Linked DNA regions of Homo sapiens: regions 1 and 3 are each linked to region 2. The links are chromatin contacts, found by Hi-C in ENCODE. All regions are on one chromosome and are shown on one strand. Each heading gives the region's core, a stretch centred on a gene start or an enhancer-like site at or near the end of the contact. The rest is flanking DNA. Distances are from core to core; before and after follow the strand shown.

What was found. Hi-C counts contacts between places; a loop is a spot of excess contacts on that map. Pooled maps may share reads with other maps.
Region 1: a pooled map shows a loop between it and region 2 (6-fold over the local background). The contact joins the promoter of UHMK1 here to the enhancer-like site in region 2. A Hi-C loop is called at or near these places in 6 of 50 pooled maps.
Region 3: a loop to region 2 is called in a pooled map, with 5 times the contacts of the local background. The contact joins the promoter of UAP1-DT here to the enhancer-like site in region 2. A Hi-C loop is called at or near these places in 7 of 50 pooled maps.

The regions. Positions count from the first base shown.
Region 1 is chr1:162,495,899-162,499,667 of GRCh38, reverse strand. It overlaps UHMK1 (U2AF homology motif kinase 1), which reads right to left and starts at 1,850. Exons shown (of 8, transcript NM_175866.5): 1 at 1,400-1,850. The coding sequence starts at 1,667. RefSeq lists enhancers at 1,113-1,613, 1,800-1,879, 1,614-2,114.
Region 2 is chr1:161,960,809-161,964,874 of GRCh38, reverse strand. It overlaps ATF6 (activating transcription factor 6), which reads right to left. Exons shown (of 16, transcript NM_007348.4): 16 at 805-4,066. Among named protein-coding and RNA genes, the nearest start is that of OLFML2B, 61 kb to the left of the region's middle. Within about 2 kb of position 2,659, at least 7 of the 41 ENCODE cell types and tissues checked have a DNase peak (open chromatin) inside an H3K27ac peak, as active enhancers do.
Region 3 is chr1:162,560,052-162,563,623 of GRCh38, reverse strand. It overlaps UAP1-DT (UAP1 divergent transcript), which reads left to right and starts at 2,271. Exons shown (of 3, transcript XR_426859.4): 1 at 2,271-2,386; 2 at 2,972-3,149. UAP1 (UDP-N-acetylglucosamine pyrophosphorylase 1) reads right to left here and starts at 1,902. Exons shown (of 11, transcript NM_001324116.5): 1 at 1,847-1,902. RefSeq lists a silencer at 1,414-2,313.

The sequences.
Region 1 (3,769 bases), core at 601-3,100, 540 kb before region 2:
TTGGAGTGCCAAGCAAAAATGATTAAAAGTAAAAAACCTAAATATAAATAAATAAAACTTACTGTTGCATCATGAGGTCCTTTAAAAAAAAAGAAATTTTTAAAAGTAAAAACCCAAATATTAAGTAACTCTTTTAAAAGGAATGTCACAATGCGCAAAAACCAAACTAAACATTGCTTCTTCATCCAAAACAGCAGTCTAGGTCTGCCACGGTGGCTCATGCCCGTGATCCCAGCATTCTGAGAGACCGAGGCAGGAGGACTGCTTGAGCCCAGGAGTTTGGAGACCAGCCTGGGTAACAAAAGGGGACCTCTTCTCTACAAAAAATTAGCCAGGCTTGGTGCTACGTGCCTGTAGTCCCAGCTACCTGGGAGGCTGAGGTAGGAGCATGGCTTTAGGAGGAATTGGAGGCTGGAGTGAACTGTGATCTCGCCATTGTACTCCAGCCTGGGTGACAGAGTAAGAACTTGTCTCAAAAAAAAAAACTAAAACAAAAATAAACAGCTCTCTATAATCTAAATACTAACAAAGAGATTAAGACTTTTCGGATGAAATTTTAATCTTGCAGAGATCAGGCAAGTCCCTAGGCTTGCAAAATTTTTCCCTTTTCAATACCAAGGTTATAGTAACAGACCATTTAGTAAACTAAAAAAATGTAGCACTAGTGTTAATTCTTCTCCAAAATGATATTATAAAAAAACTCACTCTTCAAATTAACTATGCATCATACTTGCTAGGAAATAAGACTTTTCTTTAATAACCAAAGCTATAACTAATGATAAGCTTTCTGTCGTGTAATGAAAATGAAACCTTTTCACAGATCAATCATCAGTGATCATTACATATCTTACATTCTGAGTATCTGATTCTTGAAACAGTCTCAAGAGAGCAAAGGTATAGTGTTCCTAAATTTCACACTTCTATAAAGGCTCCCATGGAATAGTGCATCATTTCTTCCAAATCCGTACTAAAGATATAATAGGTGAGCTATACGAGTTACTAGCATTGATGTCACAAGGCCCAGACGTAGTTCCCATTTTCTACTGGTATGCAAAGATTCAAAAATTTCCACACAAGACACGACAATCTAGCAAAGACATGCCTCCTCTCACTAGAAAAGATATTTCTGTATGCTAATGAATGCGGCATTCTCCGATGAGACTCGAAGCAAGACAATTTACTGAGCATCTATGTGACACCTGGCAAAGCAGACCACCAACTCCACTATACCGCAGACAGTAATAAAGTGAAAGGGGAAAGGGGCCTGGATGGGGTGATAAAGAGGGCTAAACCCGCTTCTCCCGCAGAAGGGGAGGAAGATGGAACGCCAGACAGCGAGAGGAAGAGTGTGCTCGGACTGTGACCTGGGCAAGAAGAGAAAGGAGACAGCGGCAATTACCGATGTTTCTGTGACCCTGCAACTGTTCCAGCGCCGCCCTCTCTTTGCGGAAACCATACTCGGCGGCAGAGGCCGCAGCCCCGGTGGTTCCTGGCGGCAAGAACTGCTTGAGGGCGCCGGGGGGCGAGCCAGGGTTGCCGCAGCAGCGAACCCGATACACCGAGGCGGAGGAGCCGCTACCCAGACGGCTCTGTACCTGCCACAGCCGCCCGAAGGCCTCCAGAAAACGCGGCGGCTCCGCGCCCCAGGCGCAGCCGGATCCCGCCATCGGTGTGGGTTAAGGGCACGGACACGGGAGCTGACGCGACGCCTGAGGCAGGCCGGCCGGGCCCGCGGTCACATCTCCGCCAGCCGGACCAGCGGCTCCGCAGGGAGGGACCTGCAGCCGCCTCACCGACTCCCGGGACTTCAAGCAGCCATGACACCGGAAGCCGTGGTGCACCCGAGTCCCAGAAGCCGGAAATGGAGGAAGAGCCTATCATACAGGCCGAAGGAGGGGGGGCTCAGAAGGGGCGGGGCCTAGAAGAGATTAGACGCGCTAGGTTTGGAAAAAAGAACCGAGAATAAGAAGTAACCTTAATTATTGAGTATCTACCATTCCAGGCCCAGTGTTAACCGCTTTCACATAGACCTGAAGCCAAAACTGGTCCTTTTTCTTGTTGAGGCACCTCACCTTACCTCACCACTAGGAACCCGAAAAATAAAACCCGGCCTACATTTCTCATAGAAAGGATCCCAAGGAAAACACCCCAGGAACAAAAAGAGAGTTTACCATCACCTCCAGGTCCACGGTCACCAGAACCCATGATTCTGGAAGCCTAGACCTTTGTTCTTCTTTTAGATGTAAACCGAAAATACAATTCTAAGCCCCCCGTGTCGCCAACCATCGGAATGGACTTTCTCCCAGGCCAGGGCACTCTAAAATTCTGGTTCAGTCCATGACGGGAAGTGGGGGTCCGACTAGCCTCATACCTCTCCGGTTAAGGTCAACACAGACCTTCGGTCTGGTAAGAAACATTTACAATCTATTTTCTTGGAAGCCTGGTACCTGGAGGCTTCATCTGCATGACAAAACTTTGGTCTCCACAAGTTCTTATGACAACCCAGACATTCCTTTCTATTGATAACTCTTTCAACCAATTGCCAATTAGAAAAATTTTAAATCTACCTATAACCTGGAAGGACCCATTTCTCCCCCCACCAATTCCCGCTTCGAGTTTTCCCACCTTTCTGGGCCAAATCAATGTATTTCTTAAATATATTTGATTGAAGTCTCATGTCTCCCAAAATGTATAAAACCAAGCTGCACCCCAACCACCTTGGGTACATGTTCTCAGGATCTCCTGAGGGCTGTGTCACAGACCATGGTCACTCATAGTTGGCTCAGAATAAATCTCTTCAAATATTTTACAGAGTTTAACTCTTTTTATCAACATAGTCCACCTTGCCTATGGCTCCCTCATCAAAAAGCATTCACCCTGGGCAAACACGGATCTGTTCCAAATTTTTATTTTTCATTTATTTATTCAATTATTTTATTCATTCAGCAAACGTTTATTGAGTAACAAATGTAGCAAATAGGCATCTCAATCCACAAACTCGAGTGTGTAAGAAATGTAGCCTTCTTTACTTTTCAGTCATTCAACCTTTTCTATTTCAAGATCTATTCTGATTGTGTGGCAAAAACTTAGTATCAGACAATAGGCCCTATCTTCTTTTCTTCAGGTTTTGTGTAAGTTCCCAGCCAGATGAGATGGTTCATGTAGTGCTAAGTGGAAAGTTTGAGGAGAGGTTGAGGACTAAACTCTGACCTGTCTTCTCTCTTGCTCAATTTTTTTTTTTTTTTTTTTTTTTTTTGGTAAGACGGAGTTTCGCTCTTGTTGCCCAGGCTGGGGTGCAATGGCATGATCTCGGCATCTCCGCCCACCGCAACCTCCTCCTCCTGGGGTCCAGCGATTCTCCTGCCTCAGCCTCCCAAGTAGCTGGAATTACAGGAATTTGCCACCATGCCAGCTAATTTTGTATTTTTAGTAGAGATGAAGTTTCTCCATGTTGGTCAGGCTGGTCTCGAACTCCTGCCCTTGTGATCCGCCTGCCTCACCTTCCCAAAGTGCTGGGATTACAAGCGTGAGCCACTGCACCTGGCCCCAAATTCTTATCTAAGGGATGTGAGGAGTCACAGCCTACAAACCATAAAATCTCATCAGATTGTCAGAGGTGTTCAAACCAGAGCAACTCCATCTTGAATAGGAGCTGGGTAAAATAAGGCTCAGATCTACTGGGCTGCATTTCCAGGAAGTTAGGTATTCTAAGTCACAGGATGAGATAGGAGGTCAACACAAGATACAGGTCACAAAGACCTTGCTGATA
Region 2 (4,066 bases), core at 1,410-3,909:
TTTGAGACAGGGTCTCACTCTGTCACCCAGGCAGGAGTGCAGTGATGTGATCTTGGCTCATTGCAACCTCCGCCTCCTGGGTTCAAGTGATCCTCCCACTTCAGCTCCCCATGTAGCTTGTAGCTGGGATTACAGGCACCTGCCACCATGCCTGGCTAATTTTTGTATTTTTTGTAGAGACAGGGTTTCACCATTTTGCTTAGGCTGGTCTCAAACTCCTGAGCTCAGGTGATCCACCTGCCTTGGCCTCCCAGAGTGCTAGGATTACAGGCGTGAGCCACTGCACCCAGCCAGCTCCACTACTTATTAATAACCATCTTACAAAATAGGATGTAGAGACGATTGAAATAAGATAATATAGTTAATAAACCAGTGTCAGAGGTAATCATTGGGTGCTCAGTAAATGCCTGCATTAATTACTCCTGGATGGATCCCTTGCTGTCAGTCTGCAGTGACTAGCTTCAGGTGTGGTGGCATTTGCCATTGCAAGCTGGGAAGAGGCCTTTGGTGAGGACAAGATGCGTGACCGAGTAACCCACTTTCCTGAAGACATAGATAAAATATGGGTTTTTAGATTTTTTTTTCCTTGATAAGATTGTAGTTTAAATATCTGGACACTTAAATAAAGGAAATTTTTACTTAATTAGGCTTGGGAGAAGAGTGGAAAATAGTTCAACAGTTTCATCTGAACAGTAACACAAGCCACAAAGCCTTTTCAGGCTTCCTTTCCCATTACTAACCCCCCAACACTGAAGATTCATTTGGGGGCTTTTTTCTCTCTTTCTACATACAGAATAAACAAGGTAAGTTTAAAAATTCTTTATTTGAATTTTAGAGAAATAACAGGTAGTATAAAGACTTGCTTGAAAGTATGAAATAGTCTGTTGTTATTATTTCTTTAGGTTTTGCAAACCAACATCATTATTAAGGGAGAGAATGGTACATCTCTCCTCCTCATCTTTAACACGTTCTTCAATTGGCATGGGTACAACCTGAGCAAAAAGATCCTGGTGAAATGGCATCTCTAACACTCCCCCCTCAGTTCTAATGGCTCCATGGATGAAGCCCTACTGGACTTAGACCATCCATACTTGCCAAAGTGGTAACAGGAAACCAGTGCCTCTAAGGCTAGTAGTGCATAGTAGTTTTCATCTAAAGCTCTGTTTCCCCATCATCTCCTCTGTCCTGGTGACTGGCCTGGAAATTATGGCAAGGATGAGTTAAAATGGATCAATATACAATTGCTGTGAAAGTCAACCTACTAATCTCTAGCTGGGATTAACATAAAGGGGATATGCCAAGCCTCCTGGTTTATTCAACTTCATTGAGAGCAAACAGCACAATAGTGTTGTTTGTTGGCCTTGGCAAATGATAAATTATGATTTATTTACTCCTTAGTTACCAAACCTAATATAATTAAAAGTATTTTAGTGTGCTAAATCCCTAATGCTTAAAGTTAGCAAACCAATATGTTGAGAATGGCACCCACTATGTGACAGTGGCTGGCCATGACATGGATTCATGCGTAAGATCAAATTTTCTAATCAGATACCTTTGTCATTCTTCTTTTCATAAATTCTATTGCATCTAATAACACACATATTAGAACAAATGGCCGAAAGTTCTAGTCTTACCCAAAATAAACTGTTTAAAGCTTAGTCATTAAAAAGATAAGAACAGAACACACTTTACTTTCTTTTTTTTAGGTAGGAGAAAACTGCATTTCTTTTACGAGCATAGTTCCTTTTGGATTCTGGCAACATCTTTTTGGGTAGTCTAGTATTGTTTCCTAGGAAATTAAAAATCAATCCCAATCCCTGTGGGTGGAAGAAAATGGGAATATTCACTTCCAAATGTTATTAGGGGTGGGAACGAACATTTCTTATATTTCATTCTCTTTTAGGCTTTATTCTTGTTTCTAAAAGTTATAATTGGTATTCATATTAGCAGCAACAATCCTAATTTCTGTAAGTTAAAATGACTCAGGACTGATGAAAATAACATTTGTGGTAAGGAATATGGAGTCCACAGGTGGTAATAAGTGTCTATCAATTTTGGCAATTCACAATCTTATTTAAGAGGTTAATTGGTATGAAATAGCCAATAGTATGAAAAGATCTCAGTCGGCTGAAGGAAGCTGAGTCAGCCCATCAGTATGCAGTGGAAAGAGGGCTTTCATGGCTGGAAAATTTCCCATGACTTCAGAGTGAAAGGGGGCATCAGATCAGGCTCTAACTCTTCAGGCTGTGAAAGCAAAAGTGGTTACTTCTAATATGTTGTTGAAAGTGAAAGTCACTTTGAAACTTTGCAATGTGTTAGAAAGTCAAATACAATTATAAGTTTTTCCTGTAATACATTTCTGTCAAGTTTCACAACCTAAGCTTGGTAAAATGGCAAGAATCAAAAAATAGTAGGAAAGTGGCAAAGAGCTTGAGAGTTTTCCAGTTTTAACGATGCTAAATGCCACCACGGCAGTCTCACCAGCATCTCGCTGCGGTGACTACCGGGGAATACACACAGGGGAGGAAGGTTCAGGCTAAGATTTAGTCAGGATGATGTCTCTTTAAAAATGATTTGAAAAATCAATTTGAATCCCAAGTTCCTTTTCTGTTTCTAAACTTACTTGGAACACTTAAGAATGACTCACATAACATTGCTTTCAAATACCTCCGTGTCAACTTCTTACTGGCAAGAAATGGCAAAGAAATGCCAGTTTTGTGCTGGAACTTGTAGTCATTAAAAAAAAAAATTAGATGATGCTCTGAGTTTTATAATCGTGAGGGATTTTTTACTTGTGAAAACACAAATCCCACCCAAAACTCCATGTGAAGTTTCTGTACTACAAGCATGGCAAACAGCAGATTTGTTTCAAGGATGATCCTTTCACATTAACTCCTAACTTTGGAGTTAGTTTACACTAACACTCTAATGAAGCTGTGTCCCTGTACTGCTGGGCATAAGTCAACCCCAAAGGGACAAGCTCCTAACATCTGATTCAGTAGTTAACATGAGGAAACATCCACTTACTTCCATTAACCCTTAAAAATTTGGGACTTGCAACCAGGCAGAAAGACTATTCCCATCAGTCTCTACCATCACTTCCCAAGAGTGTATTATTGTCAGCCCCAAGAGCACAAAATCATCTAATAACAGGAGGACCTGCCTCCTCCATGAGTTTATCTAATTGTCTCATAAGCTTGCACAATCCTGTTTAAAATTTAATAAATAAAAAAATACACACATTACCCACAATTTCTGGCTGCAACCCCCAAAAGGCAATCCCACCAAAAAAAAAAAAAAAAATTAATCTGGCATGGCAACTTCTCATTTCCTAAAGGGCCTTGTGCATACAAACATTAAAATAAAAACTACAATTGTGCCTAGGGATTAATTATAGCTTTGCCAGCAATTTAAAAAGTGACTACTTCTTTGCATTTGTCAATTGCCTTTCACTCATTTCCTGAAACTCTACCCTTAGGAGAATCCTGTCCCCTCATTTCAAAGATCCACTCAAGAACAGGCAATGACAAAGAGTAGAAGGGCTAGTGAGAGACAAAAGAAGGCAAAGCTCCCAGGCTGCTCTAGGCGGCACCTTACAGGCACCCCTAGCTCTGTGGCAGAGCTGCCGGCCCTGCTACCACCTTCCTGCTCTTCAGTGGAGACTCCCTCCCAACCGCTACCCACCTTTTCACCTGGAAGAGAGGGACTAACGTTGGTGAGTATGACATAACCAAAGTCTTGCATCTGAGGAGTTGGCAAAATGATGATAGAAAAAGCTGGGAATCGAGGGATGAAGTAAAAGTGAAGCGCTAAGAACAAGAAGGCCACGAGATGGGTCCTTCTCCTGTGATTCTGTCACAGAGAGGAGGGAAACTCTATTTATAATCACCCCACACAAACCAGGTTTACATTGACCATGATAACGTATGACAGTTCCAGCAGAAGATTAGCATCTTGGGGATGACTATGTTGCCACTGTCTACTAGCCATGGTCACAGCCTCTGGTGTGGCTAATTCACATTACAGAATGGGAAGGGGCAGGGCCAGAAGAAATATCCCATGATAA
Region 3 (3,572 bases), core at 1,022-3,521, 600 kb before region 2:
TGGGAGGCCGAGGCGGGCGGATCATGAGGTCAAGAGATGGAGACCATTCTGGCCAACATGGTGAAACCCCATCTCCACTAAAAATACAAAAATTAGCTGGGCATGGTGGCACGCGCCTGTAGTCCCAGCTACTCAGGAGGCTGAGGCAGGAGAATCGCCTGAACCGGGGAGGCGGAGGTTGTAGTAAGCCGACATCACGCCACTGAACTCCAGCCTGGCGACAGAGTGAGACTCTCCGTCTCAAAAAATAAAAATAAAAAAAAAAAGGGTACCTCATAGGTTAAACTTTGATATCTGGGCGTAAACCACTGGTAACATGTGTTCATCTACATGTTGTATAATGTTCATAATGTAACGACCATACTTGAGTTTTGGACAAGCACAATTCATCTATTATATTTATTTGAGGCAGATATAAGCACCTTCATGCCACAAAAATAGTAGCATGTTTCCCATTAACGATGTTTAGAGGCACGTGTAATGGTAAGCAGCAATTAACAGAAGAGTTAAAAGATATGGATTTTTATTTTGACAACCGAAATCTGAAAAAGTTGAAAATCTGCTCGAGAAATTATGACAAAACTTGGTACATGCCCACAGCCTAATCCATCTGCATCAAAATATATGAAAAATTTGGTAATAATCTACCATTATCAAATATATTTTTATTAGAATTTAAATACCAGTATTAAAGAAATCCAGTATTTCTCCCTCCTTTTCTGGCTTCCCCCACCCAGCCCCTATCTCTGCTGGTATACGTATGCCCTCGAAATGAATAAGTAAACCTCTTAAAGCTTTTGAAAAACAGTATCAGAGTTGAGACATAACCACCAACTGAATCCTATAAATGCTTGGCAGCACAGCCTATGAAGTCTTTCTTTGCTCCAGCTAAGTGAGCCAACTGACTAACCGTGAAGGAATAGACAACTGCCTTGAGTTTCCGGCGAACTCTTGGATCCACACCCAGTGAATTTCACCTAAAAGTCCTTAAACTTTTGCAATACCAAATGACACACACATATGATCATAATCCTATTACCTGATTTCAGATTTCATAAACCATGTAGAAGTAAGTGTAGCACAGCGACAGGCCAAAGTTCAAGCAGCCATATGTTCAGCATACGTGTGCTCAGCCCTCCAATACCATCCTTCTGCTTGGCCAAGAGAGGGGAAACCCAGAAATTTCAATTCTCTCTCACTACCAGTATCATGGCAAACCAAACCAAAAAAAAGAAAGAAAAAAGTGGCAAGCAAACAGGTTTTGTCCCACTGTCCTGTCCTCCAAATGTATCCCCTGTCTTTGTCAGACCTCTCAAATCTTTTCCTCATATATTCAAGACACACCAACTCGCTTCCACCTGACAGTGCCAACGATCTCCTGTCCCACTACAGGCCCCCACACTTGGTATAACTGTCCACAAGGCCCTAGCCTGAGAGCCTCGAGGTCTCTACTGCCCACCCGGGAGAGGCCCCACTCCCAACCCCACACGCCTACACGACCCCCTCGGACTCAGACACTGGCCCAGACCTCCTCCCACAACGCCCCCAGTCCATCTGGGGCGCGCTCATTCCATCCCTGGCCCCGCCATCCACCCGGCTGCCCAGCCCACACACCCTCTCGCGGGGTGGCGGAGGATGGGGTGCGACTGCGGGGCGCACGGGCTGGGGTGTGTGTCTGCGGGCGAGCGGGAGGCTCCTCGGCGTGTGCTCGGCTGCCCGCGCTGTGCACGTTCGTGCGACGCGTGTCCACGTCTGAGCGCGTGGCCGTGTGTGCGGTGGGGCCAGGCCCTCCGCCCGCCCGGGTCCCGAGCCCCGCCGTCTCCTCGCTGGGCTGGGAGCCCCTCACCTTTCTCGGCGCGACCGCAGCTACGACCGTCTCCAGCTCCTTCCGCGCGGCCACTCATCGGCGTCCCGCGCTCGCTCCGAATATATACCCTCATCCGGGGGGCCGCGGCGGCGGGGCGGGCCGGGAGCGGGGGCCAAGTGGAGCGCCAGCCCCGGCCACCCCGCCCCTCTCGCCACGACTAGTGGCTGCCGACGCCTGAAGGAGTGGAAGCCGACCGCCCAGACACGTCAGCGCCGGGAGCACAGACGACGACGCGGACGCGGAGGCGGCCGCGGCCCGGGGCGCCGGGGCGGGGCTAGGGATGGGGGCCGGGCATGAAAGGAGTAACCCACCGGGCCGGGGCGGGGCCTAGTGCGTCACTCATTCTCTGGCCCAATGGGAATAGTTCTGGAGCGCAGTCGGCTGGCGTCCCGGTCCCTCCTGCGCACTAACTGAGGGTGAAGGATGTCGGTTGGGTCTGCTAGGAGGGGCCAGGAGCCGGCCGGCAGAGAGCGGCTCGTGGGTCCCAGGACCCCTGACGTCCCTAGGTTGTACTGGGAGGTGCGAGCCCGAGGCTCTTAGTCGGCCCAGCGGCACGGGGCACAAGCGGGCCACAGAGATGGGCAGGGAGCTGTGTCCCCAGGGTGGCGGATTTCCGAGCCACCCACGCGGGTGGTTGGGAAAGGGCGGTGGATTTTCCTGCGGAGAAACTTTCAGGGCGGGCCTGGCGCGCTCTCTGACCTTGGGCTAGTTATTTTGTGTGCAGTTCACAAGATGCCTGGCCGGGCTCCAAACTCGCTCTCTGTTTGGTTGTGTTTTGGCTCCCAAGAAGGCGAAGCCAGGCCTTTTTTCTTTTGCACAAACAGACAGGAAAGGAGAGAGGAAATGCAAGCAAAGGTAGTAGGTAACCTAAGGTAGTATAAGCCCGGGGTCATCTTTGTGAGTTTGCAGACTTAACGTCGCTAGGCCTCAGTACTCTGCAGAAAGATGGTGGAGGACCTAGATGACCTCCCAGGCCATTCCAGGACCAGTGTTTACAGTCCTGTTACATAACCTAGTGTGGGTGTGCACACACAGGTTATTATATGTTCAGCACTGTGCCCTTGGAAGCTATGTTTACATTTAAAGTTGTGTTGCATTTTGCAGCTTTTGCAAGAAGTGGAATATGTTGAAATACGAAAATACCTAGATTTAACATACCACCTATCATAAAGAGATTCAGGCGCCTTTCTTCTACTTTCTTGGGTGCAAAGGCCTTTTCATTCCCTTTACCAATTGCATAATCACCCACTGCCTCAAGTAACAACAGAAAAACTTAAACTTGGTAAGTAATGCTGGTAGATTTACATTCAGGAGATTGAATACTCTCCATCTCTCATGATCCTAGAACTTCCTTCGTTTCTTTGAAAGAAGAATAGTGTAGTGATTGGTTTATAGTGTAGTGATTGGTTTCTTAATCATGGGATCTGAAGACAATTTCAGCTTTATTGCTTGTGATCTTTGGCAAGCTACTTGTGCTATCAGTTTTCTCATCTATAAAAAACAGACAATAAAGATGAAAATGCCATTTGGTGGTTGTATTAAACCAATCGATATAAATGAAGTATGTAAAACAGTAAACACTAAATAACCTTTAGTTATTATTTATTATTGAGCACTTATTAATTCAAACTAGGAGACCCAGATTCAAAATCAGTCTACGCTTACTAACTGTGTGACTTTGGGTAAGTCATTTAACCACTCCAAA